Linked DNA regions of Homo sapiens: region 2 is linked to region 1. A link is an interaction called in ENCODE POLR2A ChIA-PET data of the cell type or tissue named here. Cell type or tissue: PC-9. All regions are shown on one strand. Each heading gives the region's core, and the rest is flanking DNA. Links, peaks and the distances in the headings are about the cores only.

Region 1 (8,916 bases), core at 892-8,891:
AGGTACAGTTTAAATTGTGGACTTCACTTTGTTAAAAAGACATCTTATTTCATTGACGGTCATTTCCGAAGTTACATATATTTTGTTATTTATTCTTTTTAAAACTTATTTTTATAAATTGTATTTGTTTAATGGAAGTGTACAATGCAGGAATCTATATCATTTAAGGAAACAGTGCATTATGGAACTTTTTAACCTTTTATGGAAACTTTACAAAACCAGCATAAAATGGAAGAGTCAAGTTTCTATTATTTACATAAAGCATTTACAAAAGATATTAAGTAAACAGTAAAAAAGACATTTCTAGAAAAAAACCACTGTAGTAACCTTGAGTTACTTGAAAAAAAGGAATTCCGAAGTTGTACACAAGACCAATTTTATCTAGCTTAAAAGTTAAGGGCCTTATATGGACAACTATGGACTGCATTTAAAGAGAATTCCTATATTAAAAGCTTCTAATAGTTAACAGAACATATACCTTTTACATAGATTTATCCCTTTGTATAATTTATATCCCTTATGTATAGTTTTTTATTCATTGATTTTAGCAGTTATACTTTTATCAGAAAATCATTTATTTTCTTCAAATGTATTTGACATTCCTAGATAAAATTTTGCTTAAATTTTAGGGCCTGCACTTACACTCATAAGAACATATTATTACAGTGAAAATCAGTGGGAAGATATGATTCTGATTACATTTGTTCTCTTATAACCAGCTTTTCAAGTGCAAGTACTTTTTTCCCCATTTGGGCAACTTGAGTATTTTTCCCCTAGCAATATTAATAATCGGTAAGGGCCATCTACTGGTTGAGAATTCTGATGATGCCAATTTTTTTTTTTAATTAATCCCATGATATCATTGAAACCAGTTGTTAAAACCCAAAATGGGCCGGGTGCAGTGGCTCACACCTGTAATCCCAGCACTTTGGGAGTGGATCACCTGAGGTCAGGAGTTCGAGACCAGCCTGGCCAACATGGTGAAACCCCTGTCTCCACTAAAAATACAAAAATTAGCTGGACTTGGTGGCGGGCACCTGTAATCCCAGCTACTCGGGAGGCTGAGGCAGGAGAATCGCTTGAACCGGGGAGACAGAGGTTGCACTGAGCCGAGATTGCGCCAGTAGTACTCCAGCCTGGGTGACAGAGCGAGACTCCGTCTCAAAAAAAAAAAAAAAACCTGAAATGTGGAGCCTAAGTATACACTCTAATTTTATTAACAGTTAATTCCTATTTTTGAAGAAGGAAGATAATGGTAACTAATTTATTATTCTAGTAAACCGATAGTTGTATACGTCTAGGTTTTCCAATTGGTCTGCGTTAGAATCACCTGTACCTATTTTAAAATATAAATTCCTGGGCCATTCTCCCTAGGGAAGAGATTCTGAAAATGTCTAGGGTGGGCTCAAGGAACATGTATTTTTAATGAGCACCTCAGGTGCTCATTGTTGATGTTGCAGCCCACATTTGGGAACCCTGATAGGTCCTACATTTCACCCATGGTATACTGACTTTTATGCTTATTCTCTTAGATTTTTTGAGACAGAGTCTCACTCTGTCACCTAGGCTGGAGTGCATTGGCGCGATCTCGGCTCAATGCAACCTCTGCCTCCGGGGTTCAAGCAATTCTCCTGCCTCAGCCTCCCAAGCAGCTGAGATTAGAGGCATGTGCCATCACACCCGGCTAATTTTTGTATATTTAGTAGAGATGGGGTTTTGCCATGTTGGCCAGGCTGGTCTCAAACTCCTGGCCTCGAGTGATCCGCCCACCTTGGCCTCCCAAAGTGCTGGGATTACAGGTGTGAGCCACCACGCCTGGCTTCTCTTAGAATACTTTTTAAAAAGAAGTAGACATTTAAAAAAGAAAATCTAGCTATTTGAGTCTTCTGAATGGGTGCTCATGGGTGTTCAGCCAAGACTGGGTAGAACATAGTGACCTAATTCACCAAGATGGTAGTAGAAAGGCACAAGTGTAGGCAACAAAGTGGAGCTAGTAGAGCACAGTGGCCAAAATCATGGGCTTGGGACTCCAACAGTCCTTGACTGAGCTCTTACTACAGGGTAACCTTAACTTTGATGAGCTTCAGTTTCTTCATGGGTAAAATGGGGATACTAAAAGCAGTTACCACATAAGGTTGTTGTGAGAATTAAATAATGTAAATGCTAAGAGTTTACAGTGCATGTCTTTGTTCAAACAGAAAAAAAAATGCTTTCTATAGCTTGCCTTCAGTTGCATTAGCGAAGAGGAGGCATGACATGGATAATTTGTGTCCTTTTTTATTTTGGTGGGGGAATGCATTTTGCTCATCATATTTGGTTAGGGGTATGTGTAACATTCCAAAAATTAGCAGTGTTTCACAAATTATGCAGCAGCAGCATTGCGTCCCACATGGCTGGTGACTTTCTTGTTGTTAGCTGCTATTGATGTCACTTCACTAGGGGTTACCAAATAATACTTAAATTCTATCATGTCTTCTTCATTTCGTAGCTAGACTACTATAAAAAGAAACTTCTGTTCACCTTGGGAAGAATTGGGAGCCCCTTAACTCTTCCCAGTCCCTCCTACCCTTGCCCCATTACTTCTCCCTCCATATTGGTGATGGGTAATGCGTCCTCTCAGTCCCCTGGACTGAGAAATCTATCCTCTGTAGTTCCCAGACTGGCTGGCTCATGTTTCATTTAGAAAAGGCACAGAGTGATAGAGCTGTGGGTATGAAAGGACTTTTCATAGTGGCTAAACTAGGGTATAAGGCAAGGAAAATTTTGCCTCTGGCCTCATCTGACCTACGGCTTACCACACTTTTCAAAAGTATTCCAAAAGGGGTGAGGCCCTCAGAGGGAGTAAAGCAGCAGTACTCCACCTTCTTCCTTGTTTGCTGCTGGTGTGAGTTTAAAATGCATCCCAGTGGATAATAGACTCTACCAATACTTTCAGTACCTCCATTTCTAGTAAACTTCTGTTTTATTCCATAGGGTTGTACTTAATATGTGATAGTTATTGGCTGGGGCTATCTATCACATTTTAATCAATTTTAAATATATGAATCTCTTTATTTTACAGGCTACTGAGGCTCTAAAGAAAATGTATATGGAATTTCCTCAACTGTATAATAATAGTGTGGTCTGTTCTTTCTTGCCAGAAGTTATCTACAAGGTAACATTCGGGATTTTTCTTGTACATATTAGGTGAGCTGGTGTAGATAATTGCAATGGGCTGCGTAAGCACAGGATAGATGCCTATTAAATTGAACTGCATCAGGGTCACAGTTGAGAAGCTCCTCTTTTAAATTAACCAGAGAAATTCCAGAAGGGGAATGTACTCATACCCCTTACAGAATGCCATTATTCCTCTTTTGCCCCTTCTTTTATGTTGTTTATAGGCTCACTCAGATTACTGTAGTAAAATTCTCACAACAGAAAAGAATTATGTAGCCCCTACTTCTCACCAACTAACAGCAGAACATACCTTCATAAAATAAATTCTTAATTATGGAGAATCTAAAACATGCATAAAATAAAGTAGTAGTGTACCCCCCCTTTAACTGTGATCCAGCTCATTTCACCCATAACCCCATTGATCCTCCCCAGTGTTATTTTGAAGCAAATCTTATTCCATCCATAAAATTGCATTAAGAATCTTTAAAAAGTGATGCCATTTTATTTATTTATTTATTTATTTATTTATTTATTTATTTATTTTAAAAGACGGGTTCTCCCTCAGTTTCCCAGGCTGGAGTGCAGTGGTGTGATCACAGCTCACTGCACTCTTGACCTTCCAGGCTCAAATGATCCTCCTGCCTCAGCCTTCCAAGTAGCTGGGACCACAGGCGCACGTCACCACGCCCAGCTAATTTTTTATTTTTATTTTTTGTAGAGACAGGGTCTCCCTGTATTACCCAGGCAGTTCTCCAACTCCTAAGCTCAAGCAATCCTTCCACCTCAGCCTCTCAAAGTGCTGGGATTACAGGCATGAGCCACAGTAACCAGCCTAGTGATGCCTTTTTAAAAACATAGCCACAATGCCATTGTCCCATCTAAAAATTATTAACAATAAATTATTCATATCATCAAATATCCAGTGTATAAATTTTGACTTGTCTCGGAAATGTCATAAATGGTTGTTTTTCATAAATTGCTCATTCGAATAGGACCCAAGTAAGATCGGCGTGTTACAATCGTAAATCTTTTTTTGTTTGTTTTTGAGACGGAGTCTTGCTCTGTCGCCCAGTGGTATGATCTCGGCTCATCGCAACCTCTGCCTCCCGGGTTCAAGCAATTCTCTTGCCTCAGCCTCCTGAGTAGCTGGGATTACAAGCACACACCACCATGCCTGGCTAATTTTTTTTGTATTTTAGTAGAGACGGGGTTTTGCCATGTTGGCCAGGCTGGTCTCGAGCTCCTGACCTCAGGTGATCTGCCTGCCTCGGCCTCCCAAAATGATTACAGGTGTGAGCCACTATGCCCTGCCGGCAACTGTAAATCTTAAAACTTGCAGGTTCTGTCTCTCTCTCTCTCTGTTTTTTTTGTTTGTTTGTTTTGGGGGGGGTCCTTGTTTTGTATTTACTGAAGAAACCGGATTATTGTTTTGTAGAGTTTACCCAAGTCCAAATTTTGCTGATTATGCCATGATATGGCTTAATATTTTTTTCTCTTTATTTTCTATAAACTGGTAGCGAGAGCTGGAAGCTTGCCTTGATGAGGTTAGGGTTGGTTATTCTTGGCAAGATAACTCTAGAGATGAGGGTGTTTTTCCGTCAGGAGGCACTTGACATCTGGTTGACTCCTGTTGTTTTTGGCTGCTATTGATGCTCATTGGCCAGATCTGTCCATTTTCTAGGGAGCTACAAAATGCTGATATTTTAATTCTATTACTTCTTGCATTAGCTGAAATAGATCTTTAAAAAGAAACTTTTCCTCCTCTACTATTTAGTTACCAAATAGGCAGAATAAATGCTTTATCTTTCCTTTTATTTACCAGTTTCCAGAATAACAAGCTGGTTCCGTAGCATTCTTTACCAGTGACCAACAGAGCATACATTGAAAATTTTTACAGTGAGGATAGAGCCTATCAATAGAAGCTGTCATGGAGTTGAATAGGGTCATGGGGCTTGCAGACATTTGGAACAGTGTTTCCCAAACTTCCTTGACCACAGAGTCCTTTAAAACGTATAAGACATTCCCCCAGAGGAGCACAAGAGCAGAGACTAAAGGAACTCCATCCACATCTCTCCATTTCTCTGTTGTCCTCTCCCATTCTCTCGTCACAATCCCTTCTCTCCCTTCCCACCTCACTTCCCCATCCCCCTCCTCACCCCTACAACTCTTCAGCCATTTGCTCTGGAAAGGGTCAAAACTAAACAGCCCATCTTGAACTGACCTTGGTTCCCTCCTCATTGAGTTCTAATTAATTATCTCTGGCCAGGATTTAAGTCAATAGCCAATTAAAAGTTTATTCTCATGACATTATTAAAATTTGATCCTGAAGTTTTAATTTTTCCATTTTAAAGATAGGATTGCAGTTTTTAAGGACTGGGAAAAAAAAGTTCTCATATGTGCTGCATATTAGTGCTTTACATTCTTCACATTATTTTCTCAAAGGGTTTATGATTGAGAACTTATTTAGTAGATACCGGGGCAGGGTACCAACCATGACCACCTCATCTGATTGAGCACATTGGCTAAATCTAAACTAATAAGTATTCAACTTTACATATGATCATTATTTTACTTCCCCAAATTCCTTTGCAGATGAGACAAACAGATCGGGATGTAATAACAGCATTAACTCACAGACCTTGGAGCCTAAGCCATACAGGAGATGGGAAACCACGCTATGATACTTTCTGGAAACATTTTATATTTGTTATGATGGACATTTTGCTCGATTGGAGCATGCATAATATCTTGTGGTACCTGTGTGGAATTTCAGCTTTCCTCATGCAAAAGGATTTTGTATCCCCGTAAGTTGGAAGGTTTTTTATTTTACCCAGACAGACATCCTGAATGCTCTTATTTGAAAGGAAGGATTAACAGAGTAGACAACCTGAATTGGTTCTGACCTGCAAAGCTTACCATACCTCTAAATTGGATTACCAATTTCGCTTCTTAGGTGGGAAGAGTTCAGGCATATTTCACTGTTTTCAGACCGAGTCGATCACATATTTTCGGTTTTTTAGTGTATTTTGAAGAAAAAAAATGAACCTGTGACACTATGCTGAGCAAGGGATTTTATTTCTGTGACTGGTTTTTTTGAAAGCCAACACAGGATCCTGGGCAGAACCACAGTGAAGACATCCTGTGGGCACCAGCCTCCCCACTACCGTCTTATGTTATAGGCACTCCCCCACCTCTCCCCATAAAATTTCCATTTCCTAACCTGCTAGCGATCTCGGAATCATTTCTTTGGCAATTCTGTATCTGTATATTTCAGCTAATTAGAGTTGTAGGTCTAGTATTATTTCAGACATACATGATTCAGTTCAATAAATATTTGGTAAGTGCCTATACTATTGCAAGGTTCCATGTTGAGAAGCTGAAGATGCAGTGGGTAAAGAATCAAAGCCATGATCTCTGCCCTCGTGACGTTTATAGCCAAGTGGGAGAGTGAGAGATGCTAATCAAATAAAAATCCAATCAATATAAAGTTAAAACTAAGATACAGGCTATGTCAGAGAAAACTGTGCATGGGCTATAATCTAATCTGGTCTGGGTTGTCAGAAACAGCATCCCCAAGGAAGTGACAGTTAAGCTAAGATCTGAAGGGTGAGTGGGAATTGGGAGGAATCCAGATCAGAGAGAAAAATACATGTAATGTGCTCTGGCAGGAAGGAACATGGTTCTTTCCAGGAAGTGAAAGAAAATTAATATTCTTTCAATTAATTTAAAATTAATCAGCACAGAAAAGAAAGGGGGAATGTGGTGTGAGATGAAGCCAAGGAGACAGGTCGGGGCCAGGTCAGGCACACCTTCAGTGGCTGTGCCAAGGACATTTGGGGGTGGCGATCATTAGTGAGCTACTGAAATGTTTTAAGCTGGGACAGTGTAGAGGAGGTTCATGGCATCCTGGGTTTTGGAACAGTCCCTCTGATCACAGTGCAGAGGCCAGTTAGGAGGCATTCTCTGGGCACCATTGGTATGCAGTGAACACCATACTTAGTGGCCATTATGGATTCCTGAGACAGCTGCTTATTATTCTAACAGGATTGGCTTTCCTCTTTCCCCAGGGCCTACTTGAAGAAGTGGTCAGCTAAAGGAATCCAGGTTGTTGGTTGGACTGTTAATACCTTTGATGAAAAGAGTTACTACGAATCCCATCTTGGTTCCAGCTATATCACTGACAGCATGGTAGAAGACTGCGAACCTCACTTCTAGACTTTCACGGTGGGACGAAACGGGTTCAGAAACTGCCAGGGGCCTCATACAGGGATATCAAAATACCCTTTGTGCTAGCCCAGGCCCTGGGGAATCAGGTGACTCACACAAATGCAATAGTTGGTCACTGCATTTTTACCTGAACCAAAGCTAAACCCGGTGTTGCCACCATGCACCATGGCATGCCAGAGTTCAACACTGTTGCTCTTGAAAATCTGGGTCTGAAAAAACGCACAAGAGCCCCTGCCCTGCCCTAGCTGAGGCACACAGGGAGACCCAGTGAGGATAAGCACAGATTGAATTGTACAGTTTGCAGATGCAGATGTAAATGCATGGGACATGCATGATAACTCAGAGTTGACATTTTAAAACTTGCCACACTTATTTCAAATATTTGTACTCAGCTATGTTAACATGTACTGTAGACATCAAACTTGTGGCCATACTAATAAAATTATTAAAAGGAGCACTAAAGGAAAACTGTGTGCCAAGCATCATATCCTAAGGCATACGGAATTTGGGGAAGCCACCATGCAATCCAGTGAGGCTTCAGTGTACAGCAACCAAAATGGTAGGGAGGTCTTGAAGCCAATGAGGGATTTATAGCATCTTGAATAGAGAGCTGCAAACCACCAGGGGGCAGAGTTGCATTTTTCCAGGCTTTTTAGGAAGCTCTGCAACAGATGTGATCTGATCATAGGCAATTAGAACTGGAAGAAACTTCCAAAAATATCTAGGTTTGTCCTCATTTTACAAATGAGGAAACTAAACTCTGTGGAAGGGAAGGGGTTGCCTCAAAAGTCACAGCTTAGCTGGGCACAGTGGCTCATGCCGATAATCCCAGCAATTCAGAAAGCTGAGGCAGGAGGATTACTTGAGGCCAGACTGGGCAATATAGCAAGACCCCATCTCTAAAAAATTAGGCATGGTGGTGCATGCCTGTATTCCCAGCTACTCAGGAGGTTGAGGTGGGAGGATCACTTGAGCCCAGAAGTTCAAGGCTGCAATGAGCCATGATTACACCACGGCACTACAACCTTGGTGGCACAGTGAGAACCTGACTCTTAAAAAAAAAAAAAAAAAAAAAAAAAAAAAGATAACTAGAACTTCTAGAACATCTTGTTTACAGTTAGCCAGAAACTATACAAGTGGTTTAACATGCATTATCTTACTCAATCCATACAAAAGTCTTATGGAGGTGTTAGCACTCTTTCTACTGATGAAGAACTGAGGTACTTCATAAAACCACTTACCCAAGGTGTCTTGAGTCTGGTACAACTGGCATTCAAATCTAGGTCAGTCTGCCCCCAGAGCCACTACCCTTACCCCTCACTGAATCTGCCTTTATATTGTTGAGCCCATGACCCCAAACTGCTCTTTCCAATTTGAACTTCCAGGGATTTTATTGTGAACTTACATAGCAACATTAAAATGAAGTTGAATTGTTTTTAATGGCAACGCCGTCTGTCTCCTCTAGCTTACCGCTTCTCACCTTTCAACCCCATCTGTGGCCTTTGTCCAGGCCCACAGCTTAGCCATGGCTTC
Region 2 (8,916 bases), core at 490-8,489, 74 kb after region 1:
GCTGGGATTACAGGTGCCCGCCACCATGCCCTGCTAATTTTTGCATTTTTAGTAGAGAGGGGGTTTCCTCATGTTGGCCAGACTGGTCTCGAACTCCTGACCTCAGGTGAAACACCTACCTCGGCCTCCCAAAGTGCTAGGATTACAGACGTGAGCCACCGTGCCTGGCCAGAAACTATTTTTCATAAGAGTCAAAAGTTGAAAACAACTTGAATGTCATTCAACGGTGGAATAAGTGAATGAATTGTGGCATATTCATCCCATGAAATACTACAGAGAGGCAACAAAGACTGAACTTCTGCTGCACGCAGCGTCATGGATGAATGTCACAGATGCAAGGATGAGGAAAAAGAGTTGGACACAACAGAGTTCATACTGCATAATGTTTTTACAAAGTTCAAAAGCAGGCAAAGTAATACATGGTGACAGAAGTCAAAATAGTGGCTACCTTGAGGAAGGAAAGAGGTGAGTGATGACTAGGAATTGCAGGAGGGAATCTCTGGGTTGCTGGCTGATGATCTTGAGCGGTGGTTAAAGGGAGGCATGTGTGTGTGTGTGTGTGTGTATGTAAAAATCCATCAGGTTGCACACTTAAGAGTTGTGCACATCTCTGTAAATACATATTTCTAAATTTTTTTCTTTTTTTTTTGAGGCAGAGTCTCACTCTGCGCCCAGGCTGGAGTCCAGTGGCGTGATCTTGGCTCACTGCAACCTCTGCCTCCCGGGTTCACGCCATTCTTCTGCCTCAGCCTCCCGAGTAGCTGGGACTACAGGTGCCCGCCACCATGCCCGGCTAATTTTTTTTTTTTTTTTTGTATTTTTAGTAGAGATGGGGTTTCACCATGTTAGCCAGGATGGTCTCAATCTCCTGACCTCATGATCCACCCGCCTTGGCGTCCCAAAGTGCTGGGATTACAGGTGTGAGCCACTGCGCCTGGCCTATACTCCTAAATTTTAAAAAGAAAATGAGAAATCAGAAGCTGTAACATAAAACCTTCCGATTCTCCCAGGAGCCATTATACCAGTTGAAAAAAGCGGTAGGGTTTTGGCTCACAAATATTTCCAATTTTCTTATACATAAATCAAAGAAAATCGGAACCAATGAAAACAAAACCTACGTGAAGACAGGTCTTCTAGGTGAATATACGTTACCTGAATGGAATCATCTGTCTATGTGATGCTGTGAAATGAAAGTGGTTGGGAACCCAGCCCTTGGTGTCAGAACTGGGCTTACTTTCCGTTTGCTGGCTGTGTGGACTTGGGCAAGTCACTTAACCCCTCTGAGTCTGTTTCCTCAACCATACAATACTGACAATAATATCTCATAGGATTGTTGTAAGGAATGAACAAGATAAGGCACAGAAGGTGGCCAACATCAAGGAAGCAGTCACTGAATGGAAGCTATTATGTGATATTATATTTATTTATGTACAATGTAAACCCTGGCAACTTCCAAAAGAGATAGGAGTGAGTACACAGTAAAAGTCACACACTCAACCAGGACATGATTAAAGAAATAGGAAATGGGCCAGGCATGATGGCTCACATCTGTAATTCCAGCACTTTGGGAGACCAAGGCAGGAGGATTCCTTGAGGCCAGGAGTTTGAGACCAGCCTGGGCAACATAGCAAGACCCCCATCTCTCTCTCTCTCTATATCTATCTATCTATCTATCTATCTATCTATAGATATAGATATATAATAGATATATATGATATATACATATTATATATAGATATATATGATATATATATTATATCTATATTATATATAGATCTATATTATATATATAATATAGATCATATAATATATATTATATATAGATCTATATTATATATATAATATAGATCATATAATATATATTATATATAGATCTATATATATTATAGATATATATATTTTAGATAGATATATATTATATATATAGATATATATACTATAGATATATAGATATATATATTATATATCTAATAGATCTATATATCATATATAGATCTATATATTATAGATATATATATTTTAGATATATAGATATATATATAATATATATATTATAGATATATATATATTATATATAATATATATAGATTTATATTATATATATTATATATATAATATATAGATTTATATATATATTATATATATAATATATATATATATAAATTAGCTGGGCATGGTAGTACATGCCTGTAATCTCAGCTACTCAGGAGGCTAGGCGGGAGGATCGCTTGAGCCAAGAAGGCTGAGGTTGCAGTGAGCTATGACCGCACCATTGTACTCCAGCCTGGGCAACAGAATGAGACCCTGTCTCAAAAAAAAAGAAAGAAAGAAATAGGAAATGTCTTATAATCAGGTAGAGGAAGGAGCAATCCTGCAAAATTCCCAGGCCAACATAGTGACTGTAACTGAGAACTAAATTTTGCCCTGAGCTTCTTATTAGCCAAGACTAAAAGGGAATCATGACAAGTTATCTAATACTCACTATGTGTGGCAATAAAAAGGAAGTATACCAGTTTTTCAAGAGGACTACACTTCCTCCCAAGATCAATTTCTGAAAATAATTTATCATGAGAACTCTTTCAAAGGGATCGAATAACAATGTAATGAAAGCCAGGACTCAGGGTCACCAGCAAACAAAGCACTCAGAAGCTCTAACTCCAAGAGGGGCTGCAGGAGTGGAGTTGGGGAGAGACTCTGGAGTCCCCTCCAGGTCATTGTGCTGCAGGAAGACAATCGCATATGGCTATCTTTGGCCAGTGGGCTGTGAGCATAAGTGACTGTGTCACTTCCAAGAGAAAGCATTCAAAAGCCAAAATGAGACCCTCTAGCTCCCCTTCCACTGCCATGGGAACCAGTGATATTCCCAAAGGGGACCCAGTCACCAGCCCGGGTTCCTGCATGACTGCATGGCTCACAGCCCACCTGCACCTACCCACAGTAGCTTTTCATGAGCAAGAAACAAACCTTTATGTTTTAAGACATTTAGATTTTGAGATAGTGTTATTTTGATGCAGCAGAGTTTAGACTAGCCTGACTGATACAAATCATTTTGGTCTTTGTTTTGAATCTTTGACAAATTTATATATATGTATGTATGTATATAACTTCATATTGTATGCGTATATGTGTATTATATGTGTATATTATATGTATATACACACAAAGATATCCATACAATTTATGTATATATTTATTCATATCTACATATATAATAGATCTACACATATAATATACATTATATATACACATTCATAGAACACACATACAAAAACACACATAGATTAGATAGACAGATAAATAGACAGATGGGTAGATAGATGATAGATAGATAGAAAGATGGATGTTATATGTGATCAGCCAACAATTAGCTTCAAGTCTGTTGGACAGTTCTCTGTTCCATTGCCATTTGACAAGAGCTTGTGTATTGCACATCTGTTTCACAGTTGGGAACAAATGCTGTAACCATACCACCTGCACTGCAACAAATACCTAAACAAACAAAGAGCTAAACCCACAGAAAAGGATTGGGAAAGAGAGAGGAGGAAATGGCCATAAGGAAATAGTCTCTCACACTGATGTCACATGAAGTGGGAGTGGCCTTCTGAGAACCTTACCCTTAGCTTCCTGTTAACTATTAGAGGAGTAAATGAGGTATGCTGCAGGTTCAAAGGAATGATACTGTTTCCTGTTGCCTTGGAAAAAGCACAAAGAGGGTACTATCCTACTTTCTTTCTTCCTGGTTTTTCTCTAGCACCTCCTCAATAAGGGCTATTGAACCATCTATTTCAATTCCTCCTTTCCATATCCCATTTAGGGTTTCTCACTTCACCATTTGAATGGTTTTCAATCACATGCCCAAGCAATGACATGTCTTCTAAGGCTGTTAATTGAGGACTCCTTACTTGATGTTGCAAGGCTTCCTGGTTCGAATGGGTCATCTAAGTATCTTGTGTTTGTCATTCAGCTAATTCAGAAATCTTCTAGGGATCAATTACATCCTAGAATATGGATGAGGTCACAGTCAAGCTATTTACCTGGCTCTCTGCCGCCTCCCACTTCTCCCCGCCTCAAGCTAACATAAGGCCAGGCCAGCCACCCACGAGTTCTGTTCTGCACCACCAAAATGATCTCACGAAACCCAGACACTCAGCCAGAATTGCTAAGGATTGTCAGGCCAAGCTTTGTGTATAATGACAAAAAACTGGGAGCAATTCAAAAATTCATCAACAGGGGATGGGCTGAATCAGTCACAGGACATCTGCACAGTGGAATACCATGGAACCGTCACAAAGAATGCTTTAGATCTACAGGTGCCAGCAGAAGATGGCCAGCTGTGATTCTTATCTTTAATCTCCTTTTCCCATCTCCTGCCCTGGGCCTGGCTAGAACATGTGATCATGAAGCCTGTGAATTGTCCAAAGGTTAATTTTTCTAATTGAGGCCATTTATTACCTGAAAGACAGGAAAGAGAAACCAGGGCCTTACAAAACAGCAAATTGACCAGCACCAAGAGCAGGAAGTTGCCCCGAGAGAGGCAAAACAAGGCCACAAAGTCCAATTTCAGCCGTACATTTTGTCTTCTTCTTCTTCTTTTTTTTTTTTTTTCTGAGATGGAAGGTCCCTCCTGTTGCCCAGGCTGGAGTGCAATGGCACGATCTCGGCTCACAGCAACCTCCGCCTCCTGGGTTCAAGCGAGTCTCCTGCCTCAGCCTCCCAAGTAGCTGGGATTACAGGCACCTGCCACCATGCCCAGCTAATTTTTTGTATTTTTAGTAGAGACGGGGTTTCAGTATGTTGGCCAGGCTGCTACCGAAGTCCTGACCTCAGGCAATCCACCCACCTTGGCCTCCCAAAGTGCTGGGATTACAGGTGTGAGCCACCGCGCCCGGCCCCCACGTTTTATCTTCTAACGGGGTGAACTTTGTCATGAAAACCCATGATTAACCTCTTAACATAAATGAAATCAATGTTCTATATGCTAGTGATGATCCTGTAAATAATGTAAGATCCCTACATACTTAAGACCCACAGTTAAAATTATGAAAATGATTCTACAGAAGTTTTTAACTAGTTCCAATGAACCATCATTTATTTGACTTAAAACAGACCAAATAATTTTTAAAAAATTGTTTTTGTTGTGGCGCGTGCCTGTAATCTCAGGTACTCAGGAGGCTGAGGCAGGAGAATTGCTTGAACCAGGGAGTGGGAGGTTGCAGTGAGCTGAGACCGTGCCACTGCACTCCAGCCTGGCGACAGAGCGAGATTCAGTCTCAAAAAAAAAAAAAAAAATTGTTTTTATTGCAGAGAGTGGAGAGAAGGAAAGAAATTAGTCCCAATAAAATTCTGTTTTGCCATCTAAGGATATTAAAGGCAATGGCAGCTATCACAATTGACTATCACCATTATCTCATAAAACATTTTATGGACTTAAAAAAAAGAGAGGGAGACCCCATCTCAAAAAGAAGGGTAGTTTATTTAACCGAATAAATTCAGCTGTATGAAAACTTACTTTTTTGCCCTTATTGTTCTTGCTTTGTCCCAAGTAGATGCAAATGTTGTGCAAACCAACTTGATCTTAAGATGTTGTTGAGAACACTGGAGTCACGTGTCCATGGGTCCTTCAGGCTGGCTTTTGATGGGAGCTGGGATGCAGATGATTTACGGAGGGTTATAATCTGTGATGCTGGTCTGAAGTCTGAATATTCCAAGTTGCTGACTGCAGGCAGAGCCTCATGTCCTGAAAATCAGAAGACAGAGGACTTAAACTTCCATAAAAGATGGGCTCATACTGTACAACCCAATCCTGTGCATTTGGAAGCAGAAAACACTGCCTCAAATGGCTTCCTGTTTTCTCTTCTCTTAAAAACTTGAAACATTAGACTACAGTGAAGCATAGAGAAGAAAAGGTCAAATATTAACTCATACTAATCTTTTTCATATGAATTCCAGACTTGCATTTGTTTTCTTAAGGAAATAAAACATTTCTGGTGAAGCTCTCTAATACCTCTTCCTAATCCAATTTTCCAGTGTCCTCTTCCCTGTCTGGAAGGTGCCACTATCGTAAATGTGGTGTGTGACTTTCCAGGGCATATGCTGTTCATACCGTGACCACTGTTATGAGTTGAGTTGCATCCCCTCAAAAAGGTATGTTCAAGTCCCAGTCCGCAGTACTTCAGAATGTGACCTGATTTCTAAGTAGGATCTCGGTGGAGGTAATCAAGTTAAAATAAGTTCACTGGGGTGGGACCTAATGCAACATGACTGGTGTCCTTATAAAAAGGGGAACTTTGGGCCAGGCACAGTGATTCCCGCCGTAATCCCAGTACTTTGGGAGGCCGAGGCAGGTGGATCACCTGAGGTCAGGAGTTCAAGACTGGCTAATTCTAAAAATTCTTGAAAGGCTATGAAAAAGAATTTAAAAAAGAAGAAATCGCTCATTCCCAGGCACCTCATTTCAACCAAAGTTTCACATTAGCGGTTCTGGAAGCTCCCATTCTTTTTGCAGGCACCTGATCTTGGACAGACAACTCCAACACAAGGATGATGGCCCCCACACATGGACGAGTGGTTGCCAGAGCACCAGGTCATGGGACGCTCACACACAGGCACATTTCAGCAGAGACATTGATTTCGTTTGCTTGCCTGCTCTTGATTGCTCTTTCTGGGAATGTGTATTAGTGTAATGATTACTTTGGCTGTCAGCCTCGATGCCATGACAAATAAATGCCAGGAACTCCTTTATCTGCAGTGTGTAATGTTTAGGACCAGGAAATAAAGGTAATGTCAATAGTCTCTAAATAGCAAGTGAGAGCAATAGCTTCCATCACTCAATTAACAAAGCCTTCCTGTAAATAAACATTTGTTAGTATTGAGATCCATGTTGGCTTTTCAGAGTGTCAGGCACATTCACAGCCATACACTTAGACTCCTTGGAGCCTAAGAAAATGAGGCCTATGCTTAGAAAATAAGGTCTGTGGTTTCAAGACAGCAAGATCAAACCTATGAATAGGAAAATAAAAATACTGGTCGGGCATGGTGGCTCATGCCTGTAATCCCAGCACTTTGGGAGGCTGAGATGGGCAGATCACTTGAGGCCAGGAATTGGAGACCAGCCTGACTAACATGGCGAAAACCCATCTCTACTAAAAATAAGAAAATGAGCCAGGCGTGGTGGCTCGCACCTGTAATCCCAACTACTTGGGAGGCTGAGGCACAGGAATTGCTTGAACCTGGAAGGCGGAGGTTGCAGTAAGCCGAGATCATGCCACTGCACTCCAGCCTGGGCAACAGAGAGAGACTCTGTCTCAAGAAAACAAAACAAAACAAAACAAAAAAGGAAAATATAAATACAGCAAAATAGTCATCCTCTTGTCCTTTTTGTTTGTTTGTTTTCCCTTCTTTAAGGAATTTACTAAGTTTTCAAGATATTTATTCAATTCTCAAGGAAAGGTAAGGTAAAGAGAATGTAAGATTTTTAGCTTGTTAAATGAGTGAGAAAGAGTCAGAAGCTAGAAAAAGAAAAATGAATTTTAATCGCTTGAAAGTCATCACCTAAACATGGCAAAAAATCCTTCAAGGAAATGGTCTAAGGTATAGTGTTTACTACTGAAGTAACAAATGCGTCTTATAACACTGAATTAACATGAGTTCTAATGTATTTTTTAAATGAGAATTGGGGCTGAGTGAGGTGGCTCAAGCTTGTAATCGCAGTACTTTCAGAGTCTAAGCCAGCGCAATCGTTTGAGGCTGGGAGTTCGAGGCTGCAATGAGCTATGATCATGCCACTGTACTCCAGCCTGGGCAACAGAGCAAGATGCTGTCTCAAAAAAAAAAAAAAAAAAGAATTGGGAAATTTGAGAAGAAAGAGTTGGCAAATGTCACCAATTAATCTTCACAAGTCACCAATTAATCTTCACAAGTAAAATTTGTTTTTAAAAAAGCTAGAATGAGAAGATTATTTTATTTTACATGGATGTTTGAAGCCTATCAAATCTCTTTCCGCTAGCTAAGATTCCTCCTCTTTTACCACGATCCTTTCTTGGAAGGAAGTTCATGGACTAAACCCCTCCCAGCAGTTTTACCCTAACTATAACTCTAAGCCCACTTGATTAATGCTACTTTGTAACAAGACTTTCCTTCTCCTAAGACAGTCCCCAAGGTGGGTGAAGCTCACAGGCCTTAGATGTAAAGCTGGTCGATGCAATTGAATCGCAGTACAATGTTTGCATTCAGGGGCTGATGTTCTGTTTGAAGTACGCAGTGTGCGGCTGGCTTTCATTCTATTTAAGAAAGAGAGTGGCAGAAACTATGGATCTAGAGCAGTGGTTCTCAAGTGGGGGCGACTTTGCCTCTGAGAGCACATTTGGCAATGTGTGGAGACATTTTGGTTTGTCACAACTGTAGCAGGGGGTGTGACATTGGCATCTAGTAGGTAGCTGTTAAACATCCTAAAATGTACAAGACTGGCCTCCCCACAATAGAAAATTATTTGGCCCCAAATGCCAAGAGTGCCAAAGTTGACAAAACTTGATCTAGGGCAAGGCTGTCCAACAGAACTTTCTATGCCGATGGAATGGTTCTCTACATGCATGTCCAATATGGCAGCCACTAGCCACATGTAGCTATGGAACACTTCAAATATGGCCAGCTCGGGAACTAGATTGAGAAACTAAATTGTTTATTTATTTTTCTTCTTTCAGAGACAGGGTCTCGTTTTGTCACTCAGGCTGGTGTGCAGTGGCACGATGATAGCTCACTGCAGCCTCGAACTCCTGGACTCAAGTGATTCCTGCGTCTCAGCCTCTTGAGTAGCTGGGATTATAGGTGTGAGCTACTGTGCCCAACTATTAAATTTAATTTTAATTAACTTTAATTCACCATGTTGCCCAGGCTGGTCTTGAACTCTTGGCCTCAAGT

Evidence for each region. ChIA-PET counts read pairs that join two places held together with the same protein. Peaks named below come from ENCODE experiments on the same cell type or tissue, not always from the same donor. Only the 100,000 strongest peaks of a DNase experiment are listed, where the experiment ranks them.
Region 2: POLR2A ChIA-PET joins it to region 1 with 11 read pairs; 2 of 35 experiments call an interaction of 5 or more read pairs at or near these places.

What each region holds. Positions count from the first base shown.
Region 1 is chr16:19,501,925-19,510,840 of GRCh38, reverse strand. GDE1 (glycerophosphodiester phosphodiesterase 1) reads left to right here. Exons shown (of 6, transcript NM_016641.4): 3 at 1-2; 4 at 3,062-3,154; 5 at 5,749-5,960; 6 at 7,224-8,916. The coding sequence ends at 7,371. Among named protein-coding and RNA genes, the nearest start is that of GDE1, 16 kb to the left of the region's middle. In PC-9, for the core only: CTCF peaks have their summits at 7,795 and 7,994 (motif pointing right); DNase peaks (open chromatin) are centred at 2,750, 5,040 and 8,020; H3K4me3 peaks cover 3,006 bases; H3K27ac peaks cover 5,827 bases.
Region 2 is chr16:19,427,234-19,436,149 of GRCh38, reverse strand. TMC5 (transmembrane channel like 5) reads right to left here. Exons shown (of 22, transcript NM_001261841.2): 2 at 5,510-5,737. Among named protein-coding and RNA genes, the nearest start is that of TMC5, 14 kb to the right of the region's middle. In PC-9, for the core only: no CTCF peak of the experiment used is centred there; DNase peaks (open chromatin) are centred at 3,549 and 3,959; H3K27ac peaks cover 4,974 bases.